2 separate regions of the Homo sapiens genome follow, and region 1 is linked to region 2. A link is a loop called in an ENCODE intact Hi-C map of the cell type or tissue named here. Cell type or tissue: heart left ventricle. All regions are shown on one strand.

Evidence for each region. A loop is a pair of places that touch in the nucleus more often than their neighbours do. Peaks named below come from ENCODE experiments on the same cell type or tissue, not always from the same donor. Only the 100,000 strongest peaks of a DNase experiment are listed, where the experiment ranks them.
Region 1: a loop joins it to region 2, with 6 times the contacts of the local background. A loop is called at or near these places in 1 of 110 quality-filtered maps.

What each region holds. Positions count from the first base shown.
Region 1 is chr13:60,288,811-60,296,810 of GRCh38, forward strand. No RefSeq gene overlaps it. Among named protein-coding and RNA genes, the nearest start is that of LINC00434, 25 kb to the left of the region's middle. In heart left ventricle, no CTCF peak of the experiment used is centred here; no DNase peak of the experiment used is centred here.
Region 2 is chr13:59,666,802-59,674,801 of GRCh38, forward strand. It overlaps DIAPH3 (diaphanous related formin 3), which reads right to left. Exons shown (of 28, transcript NM_001042517.2): 28 at 1-45. Among named protein-coding and RNA genes, the nearest start is that of DIAPH3-AS1, 340 kb to the right of the region's middle. RefSeq lists an enhancer at 6,519-7,020. In heart left ventricle, no CTCF peak of the experiment used is centred here; a DNase peak (open chromatin) is centred at 4,031; H3K27ac peaks cover 1,200 bases.

The DNA.
Region 1 (8,000 bases), 620 kb after region 2:
TCCAATGACAAGAAAGGTATCCTGTGTTATGTTTCCACTCCTGATTTACACTCAGAGAAGAGTCAACTGAAAGACAAAAGTGCTACAGGATAATTTGTATTCTCATATCATTTCTCCTACGTTTGGTGGCGTTTATTTTCTGATTTCATTACCATGGCTATTTCTTACTTTCAGGCTCCCTTTAAACACACACACACACACACACACACACACACACACACACACACACACTTCTTAAAAGTTACAATTAGTCATGTGGTTTCTTATGTGTCTGCTTTAAAAGTGTTTACTTGTGTTAATGCTGGTCCTTTCTGTAGCTTACTAGCTCCTGGCAAATGAGTACCAAGTGTATTATGCCCTTTGTGTTCTCCCCACACAGTGAGTGTTCAATAAATACTATTGACTGACTGACACATCTCCCTCCTTTTCTCTTTGTCTCTGACACCTCTGCTTTCTTTCAGAAATGATATTTTTTAAAGTGGCAATGTTCCCTACTTTGGACTTAAAAAAAAAAAAAAGCTCTTCTCAGCCTCAAACTTTTCCTTATGTAAGATTTTCAACAATAGACAAAATACAGGTGGAAAGAAACCGATATTCTCCTACCCCTTAACAATAAATTCTGTTTTTAATTGGAGCGTGACAAGTATCTCACAGAATAAAAGCTTTCTCTCCAAGAACAACGTTAGCGTGCACATCTCCATTGAAGTAGCCATTAAAAAATAATAATACCTCCTGCCTGTCCTACCCACTCCAACAACTCCTGACTTCAGGGCAGGGTATTAATGGGCAGCCTCCGCTTTATTTTTCTTCTGTCACACGATGGGTCAGAGACACTGTCTATAGTCAGTGTCTCTGTTGTTCTCTCATAGAACTTAAATAACAGTTTGTTCTCCTTTTGAAACAGATGCCCAAACTACAATTATTTTTTTAACCTTCCCTTAGGAAAAGTCTTGGTAGTTCACTGATATCCAGAAATATGGACTTTTCAGGAGACATAAAAGTGTCCCCTCCATCAACCTGAGCGTTGTTTGATCTCACAGAGGCAAGGTAGCATGCCTTTATTATTGTTTGCTTTCTCTATTAAAGCTATTATGGCCTATACAGTTGCGGGAGATGATTGTTCCAGAGAGTTTGCCCTCATGTCACATCCTTCCATTTGTGTCAGCCTCCTGGAAAAAGTGCAGGTGAGAAAATCTCAACCTAATGTGGCACCTGCTCTTCACAGTCTGTCTCTACACTCACAGCAATTAGAGGAGGAAGAAGTGCTCTCTTTGGACCTGTTTCTGTATCCTGTTTCTTTTCTTCTAAAATTCCTATTTTAAAGCCTCTTGAAAGAAAAAGAATATTCAGGAAAAGAGAAGGCCATAAATAAAAGAAGGATTAGCATGACATGCAAATGTTTATGAACATTTCTCCCTTTGTTCACCTGCTCGCAGGTGTCTGCCTGGTTGCTGCTGCTGACGCTGTGTCTCTAACATCCAAAGCAATGTAACTACTGCAGTTCCCTGACCTATTTCAAGCCCTAGGGACGCCACCAGAAAAAAACGACCACTGAATATCTTAGTTTGGTTTTCTCCAGAAGCAGAACCCAAGATGAGGATCCTAAGTGCAAATTGTTTACTTAGGAGTTGGTCCTGGGAAATCAGGGGAGATGGTGCCATCTGGCATCAGAGGTCTGGTGCTTTACATAGTTATGGGGGATGTCGGAGACAGGTGTCCAGAGTGGGATGGCTCCATTTTCCTCATGGTGCTTGATCTATCTCCTGGGACCTAGAGTAGAACAACATGTGGGAAGACAGTACAAAGAAAGGCAGTGGGGGCAAGAGTTGCTGTGACCCCAGCCTATGGCCCAGGGCTCTTCCTCAGGTGGAGAAGGGACCTGGGGAGTGACATCCCTGTTGGGCCCAGGTTCAGCAGGGGAAGCAGCCCAGGTTGTGGTTTCTTCAGTGAAGCCAGGACAGACACAGACAAAGGGAGTTATGACAACAACTCAAAATCCCCCTTCTCACTTTTTGAACCAAAGAGAGCAAAGGGATGAATTGGGGCCAGGACAATTGTCAAACTCTAAATTTGCTCCCTAAACATGTCCCTAAACTGTTCTAGGGCCAGGAAGACAAAAATAAGAGGCAGTATCCATAGAATGTATACCACGCCCTGACCTGTGGGGTAGCCACATTTGACACAGGAAGCCAAAGCACAGATAAATAACCAAGGCCACACAGTTGGCAAATAGCAGAGCAGGGATTTGAACTCCTGCCACCAGACTCCAGAGTCTGCACTTCTGACCATTGCACGTAGGGCCACAGGGAAATAACATTTATTCACATCTATGCTCATCTTCACTCCTGTCATTTTCCCAACATGCAGTAAGAAATGATGGTGCAGTGTCTTAGGAACTGCATAGCTTTCCTCATAGAGATTCTTGGATTTGGACATCATGTCTGGGGCTATCTTCTTTACACACTCTTTATTATTGGTTTCTGTAAGTAAAAACATGGTTTACTAAAGGATGCAGGCCCAGAACAGTATTCTTAGCATAAGGCAAAGGGCACTGTACTGACATTATAAACTCTTTATTGATTCTATTGATTCACCTTTCACCTCTTCTATAACTTTGTATTCTTATTCCCACTGTAACACACCTATGTTCCCCATCCAAATGATCCAAGTAAAGAAGTGGAAACCATTCCTCTTTCCAAGGCAATGAGTACAATATGTAAGGGGAATCCAGCCAGCATAACTCTTTGATAGTTCTGCCTGGAGAATATGCTTGGCATGATAATTATTCAGGTAATTTTTTCCTCCCAGGAGGACAGGCGGTTATTTTGACAGCTTATTTCACTGTTACAGATAAAGTTTACATTGTCAGTTAATGGGAATACACCAGGTAATAGTCATGAGCTCTCAGGGGATAATCTCGAAGCCTTTTCCAAATGTCCTTTATAGAAGCATATGGTCATATCCTCCACTTCATCACCAGGTCAATCAGCAGTTGCTCTTTAATATGGTATGTTCTTCATGCACCAGTGCAATTTCCAAGCTCTATCCCATTTGGTTTTCCCCCCATGGTGCTTGAAAGTTGCTTAAGCCACTGATTATTGCCTTGCCATGAGCTCTGATCGCTCTTCTGGATAGTAGGCATTCAGATGTCATCTTTAATTTGTGATATTAATATTGAACTCCATCACCGTTCAGTGGTTTTAGTGAAGTATTTACATATAGACTAGCAAAGTGTTTGAGCAGTGCATTGAAAACTGTCCATTCCTAATTGGAATCGTAAAGTTTACCACAGCATCTGCATGATGTGGATATGATTTCTGGTTATAAAGCAGCCTTGGAGGTTTGCTTTCAGAAACAAATGAGATGTGTCTTTGCAGCTCTGTATTTCCTCACCCATTCCGACTGTTCATGATTGGTGGTGACAGTGCTCTAAGAACTGTTTTTTACAACCTCACACACTTTTAGGAAAGATTAACTATCTCAAAGAGTTTTTACTGGGAATCACATTTAAAATTAATGAACTAATTAGTTAAGAAATGTATTACTTTATTATGGAAAGAGAAACCTGGCACCCTAATGATAGGATGAAATGTCCTTTTATTTTATGACATTAGAGGAAGGTGGACTTGTTAAGAACATTTGGACTGCTACTATCAATTATATGATTTAAAGATCACCTCATCCTGTGAGAAAAATGGATTATAAATCAGTATTTGAGAGGCTCGAAAGGATGAAAGAGAGAAAAAGAGAAAAGAAAAAGGGAACATCTTCCTAGTTGTGTTGTTAGATGACCCTGCACCCTGGTATGTTTAAATTGCTTACTTACTTCCTATAACTCTATAAACTTCTGTGTTTTCATTTGCTGGATTAGATTGAAGTATCAGCTATATTTGATGAATGGCATTGGTAATATATGTTCATGTTCGTCTTTGCTCTTTCTGCTTTTATTTATATAGTCAGTATAATTTATTTCTCCTGAAAAAGCTTTCGGCAAAAAAGATTTTTTAAAGTACAAATACTTTTTAACGGGGCTCTGGGGTTTGTGATGATCAAATCACTCATCTTTCCTCCTTCATTCTAGGTTTTTTTTTCGCCTCTTGCTTACTTTTAAAACTAGAGACTAAAAAAGAACATAGGAAAGCTCAGTGGTTGCACCATTGGGGATCGTAGTTAGCACTGTCAGCAAGCCTCTAGCACAGTCTATGTGTATATTAGTGGAATGATATGAAGAATTGCATAATTATCTGGATAATTTAATTAAAAAATACCAGTCTGTAGCCTTTCCTATGCAAACACTGTGTTCACTTATAAAGCAGGCCAAGCATAAGACTGAGAATTTATAGTGGTTCTAGCTGATTAGAGGGAATTTGTTTCTTTCTAAGGTGGTATTGAGAAGGAATCCGTGATGATCTTGAGGTGAAAACGGAGCACCTTGTTAACTGTGTAACCAGTTACTCACTCTGGTTTTTTTACTTAGATCAAACTATCGTGTTTACATTAAAAGACATGCCTACCTGTTTCAAAGCTCTCAGAAGGATAATAGGTAAAAAGCAAGGTGAATAGGGAATGGCGGACTGAAATCACAGTCAGCCCAGTTCAAGTCTGAAAACTACAAAATGGGAGGTACAGAAAACTGTGTAAAATATAATAAACACAAGGCTGAATTTTGGGGAGTGCCTTGTTTGTTCTTTCCTTTCTTTCTTTCTTCTTTTTTTAAAAAAATAAAAATGGTCCCAGGCTTACTATGGTTTGCCTTACTATATTTTAACTTTACAATGGTGTAAAAGTAATACATATATAGCAGAAACCATACTTTGAGTACCCATACAACTATTCTAATTTTCACTTTCAGTATTTAATAAATTACATGAGATATTCAACACTTTAGTATAAAATAGGCTTTGTGTTAGATGATTTTGCCCAACTGTAGGCGAATGTAATTTAAACACGTTAAAGGCAGGCTAGGCTGCATTTTCAACTTAATTTTTTTTCAACTTATGATGGGTTTAGTGGGACATAACCCCATCATAAGTCAAGGAACATGTATATTCTATCATTATCCTAAACTGCATCTTTCCCTCATTTCTTTTTTTATCTTTTTTGTCATCCAATAATTTATCCTGCTAGTTGAATCCAAGGTCTTCTTATTGTTTACCTAAAGGCTATTGAAACAATGATAGACACAGTAAAATGCCCAAGTTAAACCAGTTCAACCACAGAATAACAGCATGCTCTCTCACCACTCCTATTCAACATAGTGTTGGAAGTTCTGGCCAGGGCAATTAGGCAGGAGAAGGAAATAAAGGGTATTCAATTAGGAAAAGAGGAAGTCAAATTGTCCCTGTTTGCAGATGACATGATTGTATATCTAGAAAACCCCATTGTCTCAGCCCAAAATCTCCTTAAGCTGATAAGCAACTTCAGCAAAGTCTCAGGATACAAAATCAATGTACAAAAATCACAAGCATTCTTATACACCAACCACAGACAAACAGAGAGCCAAATCATGAGTGAAATCCCATTCACAACTGCTTCAAAGAGAATAAAATACCTAGGAATCCAACTTACAAGGGATGTGAAGGACCTCTTCAAGGAGAACTACAAACCACTGCTCAAGGAAATAAAAGAGGATACAAACAAATGGAAGAACATTCCACGCTCATGAGAAGGAAGAATCAATATCGTGAAAATGGCCATACTGCCCAAGGTAATTTACAGATTCAATGCCGTCCCCATCAAGCTACCAATGACTTTCTTCACAGAATTGGAAAAAACTACTTTAAAGTTCATATGGAACCAAAAAAGAGCCCGCATCACCAAGTCAATCCTAAGCCAAAAGAACAAAGCTGGAGGCATCACACTACCTGACTTCAAACTGTACTACAAGACTACAGTAACCAAAACAGCATGGTACTGGTACCAAAACAGAGATATAGATCAATGGAACAGAACAGAGCCCTCAGAAATAACACCGCATATCTACAACTATCTGATCTTTGACAAACCTGACAAAAACAAGCAATGGGGAAAGGATTCCCTATTTAATAAATGGTGCTGGGAAAACTGGCTAGCCATATGTAGAAAGCTGAAACTGGATCCCTTCCTTACACCTTATACAAAAATCAATTCAAGATGGATTAAAGACTTAAACGTTAGACCTAAAACCATAAAAACCCTAGAAGAAAACTTAGGCATTACCACTGAGGACATAGGCACGGGCAAGGACTTCATGTCTAAAACACCAAAAGCAATGGCAACAAAAGCCAAAATTGACAAATGGGATCTAATTAAACTAAAGAGCTTCTGCACAGCAAAAGAAAATACCATCAGAGTGAACAGGCAACCCACAAAATGGGAGAAAATTTTTGCAACCTACTCATCTGACAAAGGGCTAATATCCAGAATCTACAATGAACTCAAACAAATTTACAAGAAAAAAGCAAACAACCCCATCAAAAAGTGGGCGAAGGACATGAACAGACACTTCTCAAAAGAAGACATTTATGCAGCCAAAAAACACATGAAAAAATGCTCACCATCACTGGCCATCAGAGCAATGCAAATCAAAACCACAATGAGATATCATCTCACACCAGTTAGAATGGCAATCATTAAAAAGTCAGGAAACAACAGGTGCTGGAGAGGATGTGGAGAAATAGGAACACTTTTACACTGTTGGTGGGACTGTAAACTAGTTCAACCATTGTGGAAGTCAGTGTGGCGATTCCTCAGGGATCTAGAACTAGAAATACCGTTTGACCCAGCCATCCCATTACTGGGTATATACCCAAAGGACTATAAATCATGCTGCTATAAAGACACATGCACACGTATGTTTATTGCGGCACTATTCACAATAGCAAAGACTTGGAACCAACCCAAATGTCCAACAACGATAGACTGGATTAAGAAAATGTGGCACATATACACCATGGAATACTATACAGCCATAAAAATGATGAGTTCATGTCCTTTGTAGGGACATGGATGAAATTGGAAATCATCCTTCTCAGTAAACTATCGCAAGAACAGAAAACCAAACACCGCATATTCTCACTCATAGGTGGGAATTGAACAATAAGAACACATGACACAGGAAGGGGAACATCACATTCTGGGGACTGTTGTGGGGTGGGGGAAGGGGGGAGGGATAGCATTGGGAGATATACCTAATGCTAGATGATGAGTTAGTGGGTGCAGCGCACCAGCATGGCACATGTATACATATGTAACTAACCTGCACATTGTGCACATGTACCCTAAAACTTAAAGTATAATAATAAAAAAAACAAAAAAAAATGCACATAACTGGATTTCTGCTTTGCATTTGTCTCTGATCCACAGAAATGACGATTACCATGACCCACTTACACACAACCTGTGTTCTGACTGCCCCGGGCTTAGATCTTGACTTGTCTAGGACTCTGTGAAACAAAAAGAGATGACATACATGCTTTTGGAAGACTCTGGACACATTTGTTCTGACACCAGAGAGTCAAAGAAGCTGAACTTAAAAAAAAGTAAAGAGAACATAAGAGTAGCAAATTACAGTCCTGCATGACTGAGCACCAGATATAAGTTCATGAATTTTAAAAATTAGAATTGAGTCAAATTTTATTTCTCATGTACATGTGGATAAAGTGAAGAATGTGTTTATCATTTTTAAATGCAAAAGTTTCTCAGTTGTGTGATTAACATGCAAAATGTGGATCAAATTCTACCTTTGCCTATTCTTTTGTACAACACTTTACAGTCAGTTGATATAATTCCTGTTTGTTTGAGAAAAGAGTATGTTAACATTTAAGCTAACATAAAAATAAGGTTAATTTTAAAGAACTAGGTGTTTCTATAACTGCACAGGCAATCATTTGAGGATGCTTAAAAATTATAAATGTATGAAAATTTTTATAGCTTTAGCTCTGGAATAAATGTTATATTATGATCCTTAGATGTCTAATAGACATCTCAAATTTAACACAATCTAAACTGAACTCTTCATA
Region 2 (8,000 bases):
TGTAGTGTGAACGTGACCCTTCTGTCAACTGCACTTTCTGATTTTCTACAGTAAGGAAAAAAGAAACATAAAACTTATCACCATGATAACCAAGGACTGTGCACGTTATGAAACACATTTAAAATAATTATTCTCAATAAATAAGTAGTCTTCTTAGATAGACTAAACAAAGAAACAGTCAACAGAGTAAGACAGGTTTAAAATAATCACACAGGGGTTTAAGAATAAACTAAAATATAACAGCCAACCGTTTCATTAGCACTAATGCCCATTTCCTTCTTCCTTTATGCCTGACATGCCTGTCACGTGGTTATTATCAGGGCCTGGTCCCATATTTCTTTCAGGTCTCTGTTCAAACACCACCTAAAAAGAGAGGCCTTCCCTAGCCACCCATCTAAAATAGCATTTGCCCTTTGCACTGCTCTATCCTTCCCCGTCATGTTTTCCTTCACAGGGCACATGATGGCTGGACACACAATATATTTGCTCACTTGTCCATTGTCTGTCTTACTAGAATGTGTGCTCCAAGACAGTAGGGACATTATTTTAAATACTGCTGTAACTTCAGGGCCTAAAATGGCCCTGGTGCAAAGTAGGTCCTCAATAAATATTTGTTGGATAAATAAATAATTTCCACACTCTGTGACACAAGATTAAACATTAGCTTGAATAATAATGAGATTAATTTCCTTTTTGAATGAAATCAAGAAGGAAAGTTTCTAATAAGAATTTAAAAAGTCGATTATTTTCCTTTAAAGAAACAATGAACTTGGCAAGCAAATAATTAAAACTTCCTAGCAAACCAGAATGTTATATGTAATTGTCAAGTATATACACATCTATACATACATGCATGTACATATATACATACACACATACATTCTTTTATTGGTAAGTGATGGTAATGATGACTTTTAAAAAACAGACACCCTCAATATTCATGTAACCTTGAATGGGGCTTGAAAATGGCTTCAACAAACCTGACATGACATTTAAAGTTTTTTGGTTATTCTCTGAGAGATGTTCCATTGTCCCAATAGTAATGACTTTGGAGCACAAGCAGTCACTCATGACAGTGTGTTTTATGTGAGTGCTGAAAATTCCAACTGAAAACAGCTTGTACATTAAAAGGTGGCTGCTGAAGATATTTACTGCACTGTCATTTTCTGACCAGAGGCTTCCAGTGATGGATGAGGATTTTACACACTTTCTTGGACAATCTCAACAAATTTTAGAAGTATGATCACCTTTTAGCTGCTGGAAGAAAATAAATACACTTTGTCTTTCACCTTCTATATCAGGTGGGCAACTGTTACTCAAAAATCAAAATCTAATAGAGCAGTGATTTTCTCTTAAAGGAGTGTATGCTCTGTAGCTTATAATGTACATATTGTGTTTGCCGGAAAGAGCACGGTAGATGTGGTATTCCTGCAGTTCCTATGACCACATCCTTTTCTTTTCTAGCTCCCACACCTCTGTCCCAAAGAATGCTTGAAAACTGCATTTGCAGCTAAATGTAGAATGTTGGCCAGCTTACTGCTCCTTCCCCAAAATGTTCCTATCTTTGCTTATTTGATTTCCTGCAAACCACTACATCATGATGGTATCTCCAACAAACCAGTTTATTCTGCTATTGGACAACTCTAGTTAAAAGTCTAATGGCAAAGAAGAGATTAAATTAGCCAAAATATGGGTATAGAATATGAAATGTGTGTGTGCGTGTGTGCGCGTGTCCATGTATGCACTCCAAGAAAGTAGGGACATTGTTTTAAATATTGCTATAGCTTTAGTGCCTAGACCGTCCTTGGTGCAAAGTAGGTGCTCAATAAATATGTGTTGGGTAAAGAAATTATTTCCATACTCTGTGACACAAGATAAACTTTAGTTTGAATACTAATGACATTAATTTCTTTCTTGAACGAAACCAAGAAGGAAAGTTTCTAATCAGAATTTTTAGTCAGTGGTTTTCCTTCAGAGAAATAATGAACTTGGTAGGCAAATTATTAAAACTATATATATACACATATATATATATGTATGTATACACACACACACACACACACACAAAACACATACATACATACCATCTTATGAATAGCCTGTATTTTGTTGCACTTCAAACATTACCACCCTCAGCATATAGATTGAGGGGTAAAAGCAAAAGGAGGTTAAGTCATTTGCTTAGACTTAGTTACTGAGTAAATCGGTGGTAGACGCCAAATGCTGTCTCTAGAGATACTGAGGCTGTCTTCAAGAAATCTGAAAACCCTTTTGCCAAAGGAAAGTGCTAAGTAATTCAAAGCTAAGTTTCATAATAATGGTGTCCTGCACTTATACTTCAAAATGCCTTCTAACACACTGAATTCTCGCAACAGCTTTGTAAAGCAGATAGTACACCTATGTAAACTACCTTAACACAGTATATCCAAGGTCACACATATCCTCCATTTCTTTCCTGGTCTCACTTAGATTCATGACTATGAACTTCAAAAGCATGACCTTTAACCCACTACAATTCCCTAGTCCATTCACTCTTCCATTCTCCCAGACAACTGCTCCACACCTTCTCCACTCTTTGAAACTTCCAATATGTCCTCCCTCTCATTTAACTCACTCATAGAGGTGATCAGAAGAGAGCTCCTGCACGTGCCTCACCCCTTCCCCAACACCTATTATCTGCCTACTGCACACACATACATCCGCCCCTCCTGTTAGGATGAATCAACCTTCCGAGCTCCCCTCTGAGGACAGCCCTCAAGGTGAGTGACGGATGTGACTTTTGCTTGGATGTGACTTTTGCTTGTCTATTCAAGGACATCCCTCTGGCTGCTTTGCCCTCTCTCTGCTGCATTGTAAAGGTTTCTTTCTCCAGGTGCTCATTCCCCTCAGCAGAGAGGCTCTAATAATCATAAATTTATGAGGTGGGGGGAATCTCTGTTTGTCTCCACATCCTGCTCCAGCTATCTAAATTCTTGGCTCCCTTTATAGTAAAATACCTTGAAAGAATTGCCCATACTTACTCTCTTAATTCCTCGCTCCCTATTTTTCTCTTGAACCCACTCCAATCATGCTTTTGACCCTTTACTCTTCTGAAACAGTTCTTGTCAAGGTCGCTAATGAACATGCATGCTGCCAAAAACAAGGATTGCATATCTATTTTGAATGTCTTAGTACTCCTTGATCTATACCAGATCCAAGGATGAAATGCCTAGCATTTCCTGGGTTTTTCTTTTAGCGTTTGGTCTTTGAACTTCTTTGGAGACAAAGGTAAATAATAATGGATGGGCCAAGGCAGGCAAAAGCATTTCTATCCTTTTGAGAAAACTCAAAATAGCTGTGGGCTTGCTTTAGGGACAAAATGATAAGAGAAAAACTAAGATGGTATTTATCTCCTCTGTGGTTTCAGGTGAGGAATCTTTCATGAGAAGTAACAGACAAGACAGTGTAAAAAGGAAAGAGGCCATTCCTGAGACCACTGAAGAAATAAAAAAGAAAAGTGCACAAGAGTTTTTTAAAAGATGTTTATAGCTTTCTTAGAAATTCCTAGATAACAACTCTTCATTCCCAGCCCTCACATTAGCTCTCAGCACCCCAACAGCCCCCATTCTGGTCCTCACCTTCTTTTTGGTTTGTCTCCAGACATGGGAGACCAAAACTGTAGAAATGAGCAAGTCAGATCTTAAACTGCAAAGCAGATAAATGAAGCTGGACAGGAGGAGTTGCCTATCCCACTATAATTAGAGATAGTGCAGGTAGAGGAAGTGCTCAAGCTGGAAGTTCACTTTTTTTTTTTTTTTTTTTGAGACAGTCTTGCTCTGTCGCCCAGGCTGGAGTGCAGTGGCGGGATCTCGGCTCACTGCAAGCTCCACCTCCCGGGTTCACGCCATTGTCTTCCCTCAGCCTCCCGAGTAGCTGGGACTACAGGCGCCCGCCACCACGCCCGGCTAATTTTTTTGCATTTTTAGTAAAGACGGGGTTTCACTGTGTTAGCCAGGATGGTCTCGATCTCCTGACCTCGTGATCCGCCCGCCTTGGCCTCCCAAAAGTGCTGGGATTTCAGGTGTGAGCTACTGCACCCGGCCGGAAGTTCACTTTTTTAAAGCCTGGCAACAAAGCCAGGCTGGGGATAAGCTATCTACCCGCCTCAGCGTCACAAAGTGCTGGGATTACAGGTGTGAGCCACTGTGCCTGCTGACCCCAGAAGTTCACTCTTATATAGAAATCTTATTATAATGTGTCAAGGCCAGGTGTCTTTTGTTATCACCATTATTTTAAAGTTTGTTATTGGTGGCTTTGTGTGGGCTGGAGACCTAAATTCCATGCAAAAACATGCACTTAGTTTCTAAATGGTTGACTTTCAAACAACAGAGTGATCCCACAACCTTGTAAGTTGGAGAAAACTCTATACTCTACCAGGTGCTCAGAGGCATAAATAAATTGTAATTTGAGGCAGGTAGGCCAATTCTTTTCATATGAAGTTAGACAGTTACAAATGCAAGATGATACCTAGGACATATGGACTCAATGAAAGGTAAGGCTGGGGTATCAATAAAAAGACAAGCGTTTCTATTTCTCAACTCAACTCTTCACCATACACACTTTTAAATGGAAACTAAAAATATTAAGGCAAAGAGGGATGATTAATTCTTCAAGGTGAGGAGTTTGTTTTATTATTTTACAAATTGAATCCTAGGCCTTTTTTTTCTGTTTAAGATATTACAATTGATCTCTATGTGCAATATATCTAGGACTACTGCCAATATTCAGGGCCACTGTTGATTGTAGTACTGATAGGCAAAGAACCAGCTGCTATTCTTAGTACCAATTCAGTAAGAAAATGCAATCCACACATCTTGTATTTGTGTTTCTGTGGAAATAAACACGATGAGAATACATGCTATTTTCCTTTAAGATAGGAATACTTACTCATTTCAATTTAATTCTTCATAGGATTCTTACTATAAGAATTGAATCTAGAGACCCACCACAGCTTTTTCTTTGAAACTGAACTAAAAGTTGAACGTTGTTGGAGAGCTGAATGCCTCTTAAATACTGATACCCACTGGACTTAAAAATGAGAATAAAGGCCTTAAACTACATCTAGTGTTGGGTCCCACATGATCTTTGGCAGAGTATAGATTTGGATGACAAAGAAAGCTTAAAAAAACTCATTCATCCTGTGCTAATATTTCCACTGTTTCTTGAGAAACACAAAAGACACAGGAAACTGGGAAAGTTGCTGACAAAAGAATTATGTATATATATGTGAATATATGCAACTTGGCATCTAAATGAGGAAATATTTCAGCCAACAGTTGTTATGCTTCTTGAGCTAAGAAGGCAAGGCTAACTAAGGCCCTGGCGGACGGCCCTTGGGGAAGACTTCTCTGCTGCAGGAAGTATCAGTTATGGTTCAGAAAGAGGCATTATTCCTTTGAAGTTAGTATTGATCCCCCCTCACATTGTGGTTCTAATGGGCACTGGCTTCTTAGGAGTGCCAACTCTCAGATGAAGTATAAAATTGAGCTCCTGTCTTTTGTGGTCAATGGTGAGTTGTGGCAGCCTTGACAGGAGGAAGAATGTAGAACTCTGGTGTCCTAAATTGACTCCATCTATTCAGTGTTCCTGAAATTTGGTCTCTCCTCGCAATTCTTTACCTTTTGTTTTTAACTATTACTTTGACCTACTAAGTAGCTGTTTTGTTTCACCCCAGCAATGGCTTTACTTTGGTGAAAGAAAAAGAATCACTCATAAATATAATTTTAAAGCACCACTGGGTCTACATGATAGTAAAGTGTGTGACAAATATATGTTTTTAATCTATGCAATAACGGAAGTTAGTGGTGGCCGCCAGCAGCCCATATCCCTGTGGTTTTCCTTATTGCTGATTTACTGATGCTATTAATAATTGTCTTCCTTTGGTTTCATTTCGCTGTTTATCTTATGTATTGAAAATATATAAAAATAATTCAAAGAGCAAAAGGTCATTTTGCATATAGTTAAAATCTTTTAGGGGTGCCAGAAACTCTTATTAAAACAAATTATGTAAAAACAAACAACTAAACAAAACAATACTCCCCCTATCTAAACACAGTATGCAAAGCAGAATATAATGATATCTTTGAATAGAGGAAACAACTGATGAAGAACTTTATTTGCAGAAACTATTATATAAACTTCTATTCATTCTTGTTCTGTATCACTATCCTTTAAATAAAATTCAAAGACAGTACTGCCATTTCACAGTTTCCTATGCTGAGTTTTTCTAATTGAGTGTAGGGCTACAAGGAAGCTCAAGATGACGCAGGCTCTGTGCACACAACAACCAGGATAGGTTCAGCCTCTAAAGAGAACAGTAACGTAAACTCTTCTGTTTGACTGCTTATCTTCCTGATTTGTAATATGCTACCTGAGTTGGATACTCTTTTCCATATCTGCTTTCCTCTTTTTCATCTCTCCCCTCAATTCTTAGCAATTCTAATTTGGCTTTCATCCATACCTCTCTATTGAAATTGCTCCTTACAATATTACCCAAAGCATCGAAATTCCTAAACTCAATTGCATTTACTCATGCCTCTTTTTTCTCTCACATTTGCAACATTTTGGAATGTGTGTAATAAAGAATTCATCTGGTCTTTGTCCCAGTCCCTGGGAGGTGGCCTCTAAAGCCTTGGAATTTTGTATTCATGTTGGGCCCCTCAGATGAATAGTTTGAAACCCTAAACTGATAGTTTTTGCTAATGAGGTAACTCATGGTGGGCCCCTAGATAGTTTATAGTAATGAATGACTCAGGATGGGGGTTAACCAAGCCAGAAAGACCAATCATGTGATTAGAGGGTTGGGGTTTTGAGCCAAATGATTATCAGCCTGATTTCTGAGTGAGAGATGGGTACGGGAGCTTGAGCTCAATCATGTGGCTGATGATTCAACTAATTGTGCCTAAGTAACAAAGCCGCAGTGCAAACTCAAGACACTGATGTTCAGGTGAGTTTTCTGGTTGGTAATCCTCTGTGCATCCTTACACATCAATGTGCAGGGAGGCTGATGCGTCCCTAAGGACAATAGGGGCTTCAGGTGTCTCTCCTTTGGCTGTTTCTGATTTGTATTCTTTTGCTATAATAAAGCTGTAACAGGAAGTATAGTACTTTCCTGAATTCTGTCATTCTAGCAAATTATTGAATTTGAGAGGGTAGTAGGAAGCACTGAATTTGTAGCCAAGTGATCAAAAGTGAGGGTAACCTAGGGACCTCAAATTTGCAGCTGGTACTGAAGTGAAGGCAATCTTTTAGAGGACTGTGACCTGTGAAATCTGGCTTAACTTCAACTAGCTGGTGTTAGAAGTCAATGTAGAATGTTATTTGTGACTTTGAACATTATTATGGCATAATATCGATATGATCATATTACCTTTATATATGGCTATTCTATAGCTTGCAAACACTTTCCCCATATATCCACTCATGTGATTCTTATAACAGCCCTGTGAGATAGGTAATATGGGTATATTTAGTATATTTACCTTGTTTGACATAAAATTGAGAAAGCAGACATAACTTTCAGGCAGAGCCAGAGACAGAACTAAGTCCTCAGACTCCTGGTTAACATGCTCTATCATGATATTGCCCTTGACTGTGCTTACTCTTCTACTTTTCGATGATTCATTTTAAACCTTCTTTGGTAATTTGTGCTACCTTCCCAACCTCTACCAAACAATCATAACCTCAACGTGGCCATTTCTCACAGTTACATCTTTGGCCCTCTTTTCTGCCCTTTCTACCTTCTCTCCATCACGATCTCACAGCTTCAACTATTTCCTCTAGGAAGAAGACTCAAATCTGCATTTCCAGCCCTGACAACAGAGCTCCAATACCGTATCCACCATGGCCTCCCTAAACATTCCTACATATGCCCTACTACTACTTCAAATAACACATTCTCAAACCACACTTTCATGCTCTTCATACTAACAGACTGAAACCAACCATGGCATCTGTTTATC